3 separate regions of the Homo sapiens genome follow, and all the other regions are linked to region 3. A link is a contact called in ENCODE Hi-C data. All regions are on one chromosome and are shown on one strand. The core of a region is the stretch at or near the end of the contact, and the rest is flanking DNA. Distances in the headings are between cores, read along the strand shown. Region 1 overlaps NLK (nemo like kinase). Region 2 overlaps LINC03146 (long intergenic non-protein coding RNA 3146). Region 3 holds the start of NOS2 (nitric oxide synthase 2).

The links. Hi-C counts contacts between places; a loop is a spot of excess contacts on that map. Pooled maps may share reads with other maps.
Region 1: a map with no recorded cell type shows a loop between it and region 3 (2.5-fold over the local background). The contact joins the enhancer-like site here to the promoter of NOS2 in region 3. A Hi-C loop is called at or near these places in 5 of 37 single-sample maps with no recorded cell type and 7 of 50 pooled maps.
Region 2: a loop to region 3 is called in a map with no recorded cell type, with 3 times the contacts of the local background. The contact joins the enhancer-like site here to the promoter of NOS2 in region 3. A Hi-C loop is called at or near these places in 2 of 37 single-sample maps with no recorded cell type and 4 of 50 pooled maps.

The regions. Positions count from the first base shown.
Region 1 is chr17:28,117,268-28,120,149 of GRCh38, reverse strand. The region is part of intron 1 of NLK (nemo like kinase); the gene reads right to left. Among named protein-coding and RNA genes, the nearest start is that of NLK, 76 kb to the right of the region's middle. Within about 2 kb of position 1,554, at least 2 of the 41 ENCODE cell types and tissues checked have a DNase peak (open chromatin) inside an H3K27ac peak, as active enhancers do.
Region 2 is chr17:27,347,629-27,350,481 of GRCh38, reverse strand. The region is part of intron 2 of LINC03146 (long intergenic non-protein coding RNA 3146); the gene reads right to left. LOC124903959 (a long non-coding RNA gene) reads right to left here. Exons shown (of 2, transcript XR_007065679.1): 2 at 1,991-2,137. It overlaps LOC124903958 (a long non-coding RNA gene), which reads left to right. Exons shown (of 2, transcript XR_007065678.1): 2 at 1-116. Among named protein-coding and RNA genes, the nearest start is that of LINC03146, 17 kb to the right of the region's middle. RefSeq lists a silencer at 877-1,586. Within about 2 kb of position 1,286, at least 28 of the 41 ENCODE cell types and tissues checked have a DNase peak (open chromatin) inside an H3K27ac peak, as active enhancers do.
Region 3 is chr17:27,798,977-27,802,057 of GRCh38, reverse strand. It overlaps NOS2 (nitric oxide synthase 2), which reads left to right and starts at 1,529. Exons shown (of 27, transcript NM_000625.4): 1 at 1,529-1,719. RefSeq lists a cis regulatory region at 992-1,014, an enhancer at 1,327-1,355 and promoters at 1-1,565, 1,324-1,616, 499-1,616, 1-1,696.

The DNA.
Region 1 (2,882 bases), core at 305-2,804, 320 kb before region 3:
TAGTTAGAAGTACTTTTTTTCTGTTTAAATATACTACTTCAGTATCTAGCTACTAGAAGAGAAAAATGTCAATGAAATACGAAAAAGGGAAAACTTCAGATCACACACTGTATTCAACTGTCACGTCTCTTTGGTATTCTCTAATCTAGAAGTTATTTGGCATGTCTTTCATGACTGCCATTTGTGAAATATACAGACCAGGCCAGTTACTTTGAAGACTAGCCCTTAATTTGGGTTTGTTGTTTTCTCATAACTAGATTCAGATTATTCATTTTTGACAGAAACAACAAAGAACTGATGCCTTCTCAGTGCATCATCTCAGGAGGCATATAATGTCAGTATGTCCCATTACTGTTGATAACTTTAATCACTTGAATGAGGTGTCTGCCAGGCTTCTCCACTATAAAGTTACTATTTTTTTCCCTTTGTAACTGTGTAAATATCCTATTCCTCACTGAACTTTGATCCATTAACTTTAGTATCCCCTCATGATTTTTGCCTGAATCAATTATTACGATGGTTGCCAAATGACAATAATTTTAATATCTTTAACAGTTAGCCGGGCACAATAAATATTAGTTTTTAAACATGAGATAAATTGATTTAACACAGTGCCCTTTCCAAAGGCCTCATACAATACTTCTTCCTAACTTCTGACTACTACTTACTGGTTACCCTATTATGGTGAGAAAAGCCACCATAATAAAGGAGATAAACCCACTCCTGAAAATACTTGACACAGGCTCAAGGTGAGTACTATGTCTTGTAATGTTTTAAAGTAAAATTCACAAAGCAGCATTTTATTATTCATGCAAAAGCCAGTCATGCCTGTGGCTGGCAACAATATAACTCTAATGAATGTGAATGGCAGTGCAGTAATTTCACGCCATGTTGAGTTTGTTCTCTCTTAACTTGAGGTAGCAGATGCTTTGGTTCAGCACAAACAGTACCACAGAACACAGATAAGTGTGGAAGCATGTTATACAGGAATTCTTTTATTTTTTGTTACTCAAAGGCTTGAGGCGCTTAGTTTCTCTGCTGCTGCCATACCCTGGTTATTCTAAATGCACTTGCTAATGAAGCTCCAGCTGTAGAGATAATGAACAACATTTAGTACAAGTTTCTTCATTTCAGAAAAAAAGGAGCCATCCTTATACCTACAATTCTAGGGCAGTTACTTTCTCTGCTAAACACTGGATGCCTTAAATAAGACAGTGCATCTGTCATTTCATCTGATTCCCTTCTTAAACAGTGAAGTTTTACTTACAGGAGTTTACTTCCTAAGTTTTAAATTAATACTTCAAGCAGCATGTTTAAGAGTCGTGAGAAAGAATCCTCACTTACACCTGTCCAGAGTTTATCAATACTTCTTTATACTCATAAATTCAACTGTTTTTTAAAAAGCCAGAAGAATCCACAAGTCCTTTTTCAGAGAGATACAGAGTTGATCAAAAGAGTACAATAACAAAACAGGAAGCATTTTAGATCTGTTGTGGTCATTTTGTTGAGTTTTCTTAATCCCAGAAAACGGAACACTGCCACAAATCTGCTTAAATTACTGACAAGCAGAAAAGTTGTAATGAAACAAAAGTGAAACTTATTATTGGGAATACTTTCTCAGCCACTAAAATGTCACTTAAAACATCTTTAAACTAGTCAGCAAGAATCTCCAAGAAATTGTGTTTCTCTTTCATTTTTATGTGAAGAATCCCCCATGTGTTAGCAGTTTTAAAATTCATGTTTCTGATACATGTTTTTAGCTATTCAAAGCAAATACATAATATAATAAAAAGAGTGCTTCAACTTGGTTTAAGAAAATCAGGTTCTTGTAATTCTATTCACATAAAGTTGTAATCAGCAATCCTCCATTTCTTGCTATACATACTACAATTACTATGTCAACTATACTGAGTACATATCTCAGTAACAGAACCTCCTAACTAAACTCTAAATATTTAGATTATTGCCGTCACATTTATTTTGAAATTCATTTCCTTATTTTTACTTGTATTTAGATTGCCTGTTTCAGAAAACAATAGCAAACTGAGGCAAAATTTTTGACAACAAACAAGTCTAGGAAATGTATCCTATTTGTTACCTTGGTCCTTGTTATATATTCAAGGATACACAAGAAATTTATGTAACAAATTATGGAATAAGAAATTTACTTTTATTTCTCACTGGTCTTTCTAACTGCAATTTTAAAGGGCTATAATTTGTGTGCACTCCACCATATTTATAGAGTTGTATACAATTTAGAAGAAATCTTTCTAGGCCTTTCCCCCATCCAAAACATAAATAAAAAACGGATTCTCATCTTCTATATTTAATGTATTATATTAGCCGAGTTCTTTTCTCATTTGTTTATCCAAGTTTGTTAATTGTCGGGTTAGCTGTATGCATAAGAAAGAGATCCTTTTCCATTTTGTCAGGATATATAAAATGATTCCCAAATTTGCTAATTTGTATTACAAAGAAAAAAGGCCTTATATGATAGCTAAACCAAGGCTGAGAAACAGTTCATTCTTTTCTTCATATCCTCCTAATATTATTCCTTAGGAGCAGCAAAATATCTATATTTGACTGAAAGAGTTAAATAAGAACTTAAACATCCTCTAACTCTGTGTTTAATGAACTAAAAATAGCAAAGATCTCAGCAGATAAGACAGCACTGGGCCATTCTAATCTGTAGTGAGACACCTGAAAGTACTGATAATGGAGGAAGGCTAAGCAACAGGTAAGCCATCCAGTATCAGGCTGTCATATTTATTTTCAAGTACTTAGTACTAGTGAGTGAAACCTAACTCTTAAGACCCTTTCAGTCCCCACCAATAATACTGGATAAGTTAAAATGCAGCTGAAAATCATTTTATGCTAATTCT
Region 2 (2,853 bases), core at 37-2,536, 450 kb after region 3:
TTTTTGAGATTTACCCGTGTTATTACATTGTAGATCTGATTCGTTAATTTTAAATGCTCCATAGTTTCCCATTGTTTGAATAAACCTGTTTATTTATTTGTTCCTTTCCTAATGGACTGTTGGTTGTTCCCATTTTCGTTATTACACACAGCACTGCAGTGAAAATTCTTGTATCGATGTGTGGGTGTTTTTTCCTTTTGAGACAGGGTATTGCTCTGCCACCCAGGCTGGAGTGCATTGGCACAATCACAGCTCACTGAAGCCTCAACTTCCTAGGTTCAAGCAATCCTCCCACCTCAGCCTCCCAAGTAGCTGAGACTACAGGCGCATGCCACCACACCCAGCTAAATTTTAAATTTTTTGTAGACAGGGGTCTTGCCATGTTGACCAGGAGGATGGTTTCAAAACTCCTGGGCTCAAGTGATCCACCCGCCTCAGCCTCCCAAATTGCTGGGATTACAGGCATGAGTCACCGCGCCCGGCCTGTTTTGCGAGGCATATGGTTGCTAGATCACAGTGCATGCACATCTTCGGCTTTAACTAGCTATCGCCAAATTCTCCAAAGTTGATCTGAAACCAGTGGAGCGTGTCAGCACTGCCCCTAGCATGCGCACACCAGGCGGGGGTGTGACAGCCCTCGGGCTAGGCCCCAACCCCACTTCGAGATCCGTGCGGGGGCCGGGAGCTAGCAGAGGCCAAGCAATGGGAACAGGCACCTCCAAGCCTGCAAGGACAAGGCGAGCACCTTCCTGGGCCCCCAAAAGTGCAGAGGGGCCCGAGTCCACAGCCCGGACTTGGGCGGCTGCTGCCGCTCCCGGCTCCCGCCTGCTACGTGAAGCGTGATGCCCGAGCCGCACCCCTCGCGGCCTGGGGCGGGGGCGCCTGGTCCTCGCTGGGCCGGGGCCGGGTCTGGGGCAGGGGCGTCCTCTCCACGAGCCTAGCCCCGTGGCCCCGGCGCTCAGGGGCAGCCTGGAGTTCCCCTCGCCCGGCTCGCCGCACGGCCCGGGGCAGGGCGCCTCCGGGAGCGGATCGTGGGCCAGGGCCCAGCCGTCTGTTGTGTCAGGCCCGCGGTCACCCCGATGAGGGGTGGACCCCAGGGACGCTGCCCCGGGCGGCCCTGCGCAGAGCCTCCTCCGGAGGCGCAGGAACTCCGCACCTTTGGTAGGGCAGGCGCCGCCTCTCCCTTACGGCGCTGGGCTTCCGAATGCGGCCCCAGCTTCGCCTCCTCCCAGCGGCCTCCTGGCGGCAGCAGCGGGCAAGAGCGGCGACGCGGGGCCAGGGTCCGGAGGCCCTGATCTGGAGGCACGTCCCGCCCGGCCGCGCGAGGGTGGGGGCGGCGCAGTCGGTTGCCTCGGGGACGCGGGCACAGGGTACCCGCCGCCACTGCTGCTCCAGCAGCCGCTCCTGCCACCGCCGCCCGCGCCCCAGCGCGGCGGACGGCCCGCCGCTGCCATCAGGTTTTGTCACAAAGTGAGTTTAAACCAGGACGGGCGCTGTGGCTCACGCCTGTCATCCCGGCATTTTGGGAGGCCCAGGCGGGTGGATCGCCTGAGGTCAGGAGTTCGAGACCAGCCTGGCCAACATAGCAAAACCCCTTCTCTACTAAAAATACAAAAATTAGCCAGATGTGGTGGAGGTTGCCAGGAGGCTGAGGCAGGAGAATCTCTTGAACCCGGGAGGTAGAGAATGCAGTGAGCCGAGATCCCGCCACTGCACTCCAGCCTGGGTGACACAGCGAGACTCGTCTCAAAAATACATACATACATACATACATACATACATACATACATACATGCATACATACATAAAGGAGTTTAAACCAAATTTAGGGGAGCAAACTTAGTTTTCAGAGTTTTTCTATTTTGGAATTGCAAATAAAAGATTTTAAGCTTCTACCAATTTGTATTCCCACCAGCCGCTTATGACTTCTCATTTCCCCATATCTTTACCAATATGGTGTTATTAGGCTTTTTAATTTTTGCCAATCTGATAAGTGTGAAATGAAGTCTTTATTTTGATTTGAATTCTCATAATTACTAGGGAAGTTGAGCATTTTTCATTTGTTTATGACAATTCCGGTTTCCTCTTCTGTGAATTTCCTGTTTCTCTTGAATTGTTCTTCTTTTATTGATGTATTCTGGACACAAACAAGTTGTACTGAATTGCCAATATCTTGCCTTTTCATATTTATGGTACCTTTCATCATAAAGAAGTTTAAAATTTCAAGGTAGTCAAATTCATCAACATTTTCCTTTATAAAATATGTCCTTCTCATCTTATTTAAGAAACCCACCCCCTTCAAGTTCATGGTTGTATTTGCTTGCAGATTTTTTTTAAGTTTTAAAGTTTGGCTTTTTATATTTAGTTTTAAAAAATATATCCGGAGTCTATCTTTGGGTACGATGTGAGGAAGGAATCTAGTTTTATATTTTGCATCTGTTAGCCAGTTGTTCTGGTATTATGTACAAATTGGTGTCTTATTTTCCCGCTGATGTGTAGTAAAACCACCTCCATCACAGTCCAAGTTCCCATCAATATGTGGCCCACCTCTGGGTCCTCTGTGCAGCCCCATGGTCTCTTTGTCTGTCTTTGCTAATAATAATTCTTTATTATGGTAGGACAAGCCCCTCCCATCTTATTTCTCACTTTCTTCTTCAATAGTGTCCTAGCTAGTCTTGGCCCTTTATTCCTTTATTATATAAATTTTTTAAAAACTTGTTTATTTCCATAGAAAAACTAGTTGGATTTATTTATTTATTTATTTATTTATTTATTTATTTATCTATTTTTGAGACAGAGTCTCCCTCTGTTGCCCAGGCTGGAGTGCAATGGCGTGATCTCAGCTCACTGCAA
Region 3 (3,081 bases), core at 280-2,779:
ACCTGAACTGAACCGGCATGAACCACCACGCCCGGCCATCTTGTCACTTTCTAAAATGCATTGCTCTTCGTGGCAGATGCTCCATAAGCCAGAGCTCTAAGCCGCAGCATTGAGCCGCAGCATTGAGCTGAAGCCTGAAGGGAAGATGGCTTTGATATGTTAAAACTCATTCCAGTTTACTCCTATTTTTCATTCATTCATCCACACATTCACTCAACAAAGATCCTTGAGCTCTGATATCCATGTCTTTTTTGTGGCTCTTAGTTTATCTTTGACAAAGTTAATATATTATGCTGAATTTAACTTGGGAAAGACAAGAAGGAAATGAGTGGACAGTGGTAGCAAAGTGTTGGGACGGTGAGATCAAGGGTGACTTTTTTTCCCTTTGCTTCTCAACTTCTCCCTAATGTAGTTGTTATTTTACTTTTATGATGGAAAAATGCATATGTATGGGAATACTGTATTTCAGGCATTATAAGGAATGAAATTATAGGCCGGGCATGGTGGCTAACCCTTGTAATCCTAGCACTTTGAGAGGCTGAAGTGGGCAGATCACTTGAGCTTCAGAGTTCGAGACCAGCATGGACAACATGGTGAAACCCAGTCTCTACCAAAAACACAAAAATATTAGCTGGGTGTGGTGGTGCATGCCTGTAGTCCCAGCTACTCAGGAGGCTGAGGTGGGAGGATCGCTTGAGCCTGGGAGGCAGAAGTTGCAATGAGCAGAGATCGTGCCACTCCGCTCCAGTCTTGGTGACAGAATGAGACTCCATCTCAAAAATAAATAAATAAATAAAATAAATGAAATGAAATTATAAGAAATTACCACTTTTTCATGTAAGAAGTGATCATTTCCATTATAAGGGAAGGAATTTAATCCTACCTGCCATTCCACCAAAGCTTACCTAGTGCTAAAGGATGAGGTGTTAGTAAGACCAACATCTCAGAGGCCTCTCTGTGCCAATAGCCTTCCTTCCTTTCCCTTCCAAAAACCTCAAGTGACTAGTTCAGAGGCCTGTCTGGAATAATGGCATCATCTAATATCACTGGCCTTCTGGAACCTGGGCATTTTCCAGTGTGTTCCATACTGTCAATATTCCCCCAGCTTCCTGGACTCCTGTCACAAGCTGGAAAAGTGAGAGGATGGACAGGGATTAACCAGAGAGCTCCCTGCTGAGGAAAAAATCTCCCAGATGCTGAAAGTGAGGCCATGTGGCTTGGCCAAATAAAACCTGGCTCCGTGGTGCCTCTATCTTAGCAGCCACCCTGCTGATGAACTGCCACCTTGGACTTGGGACCAGAAAGAGGTGGGTTGGGTGAAGAGGCACCACACAGAGTGATGTAACAGCAAGATCAGGTCACCCACAGGCCCTGGCAGTCACAGTCATAAATTAGCTAACTGTACACAAGCTGGGGACACTCCCTTTGGAAACCAAAAAAAAAAAAAAAAAAAAGAGACCTTTATGCAAAAACAACTCTCTGGATGGCATGGGGTGAGTATAAATACTTCTTGGCTGCCAGTGTGTTCATAACTTTGTAGCGAGTCGAAAACTGAGGCTCCGGCCGCAGAGAACTCAGCCTCATTCCTGCTTTAAAATCTCTCGGCCACCTTTGATGAGGGGACTGGGCAGTTCTAGACAGTCCCGAAGTTCTCAAGGCACAGGTCTCTTCCTGGTTTGACTGTCCTTACCCCGGGGAGGCAGTGCAGCCAGCTGCAAGGTGAGTTGCCTTCATTTCTGGGGAAGCGGCTGTTTTGAGAGGGTTTTGTTTCTTCCTCTTTGAGAAGGCTCAGAAAATTGTGGGAATTTTCTGCCTACAGAGAGAAGGTGTTGGAAAGTCTAGGTAAAAAAATGCCGACATGAGGTTTGGTCATTTGAACATGGCATCTTGGTCAGATTTCTTTTCTGCAAATATTAGCTGTGGTTGTTACATGACAAGGAAAAACTTTCTGAAAAGTTCAAAATGGGAGTTTGTATCTGCTAAGAATTTTTTTTAACAGAGATTATCTTATCAGTCCTTATAACATGTAACCTCCCCACAAATCCTGGTAAGATGGATATATTAAACCCATTTTATGGATGAATAAATGAGTTTCAGTTAAATAACTTGATCCAGGACACATAACTGGTAGAGCTAGGATTCCAGGATTTGAACCCAGGTCTATGGGGCTATAAGTTCTTTTCTTTCTTTCCCTCTTTCCTTCCTTTCCTTCCTGTCCTTTCCTCCCTTCCCCTCCCTTCCCTTCCCTTTCTTTCTTTTTTTTTTTTGGAAACAGCCTTGACTGCCCAGCCTCAAGCAATCCTTCTGCCTCAGCCTCCCGAGTAGCTGGGACTACAGGCACAAGACACCATGCCTGCCTGGCTAATTTTTCAATTTTTTGTAGTCAAGGTCTCCCTATGTTGCCCAGGCTGAACTCGAACTCTTGGACTCAAGCGATCCTCCTGCCTCGGTCTCCCGAAATGCTGGGATTACAGGCGTGAGCCACTGCACTTGGCCTAAAATTCTTACATGGACTATATTCACTACACTGTCTTCTAAAGACAGAGTTTTTGCCTCTTTGATCTTCCTCTTGTCTGTTTCAAAGGAGATGATCTCAGATTTCGAGGGATGAGTGCATTTTTCACAAATATTTCCTCCCCACATAATAAAAGAGGAGCAAGTAATAATGCTGAGTTAGAACAACAACTGCAAAATCTTTAAAAGAAAGGTAGCTACAGCTTGAGTGCTTTCCCCAGTAATAGACCTAAAACTACAGTTGATAATGAGAGCTGCTGGGAAGTGTCTTTCAGGGTCAGGCAAAGGCACCCCTGTTTCAACGACCTCCGGGCTCTTCCTCACCCTGCCTGTGGCCAGTGATGAAGCCTGGCTGGGTCTGGTGGGCCAGCAGGTCCCGCTAAGGAGGCTCATGGTGCATACAGTTTGTCCTTGTTAAGTGGCGATGGGGATGGGGGGGTTCATTGTTTTTCCTTAAGATTATTAGGTGGCTTTACAGAATTGAAGTCTGTGTCCGAAGGCTCCCCATTCCAACCCCGAAATAGAGACAGAGGTTGCAAAGCATTGATGAAGGGGCTCATGCTGGCG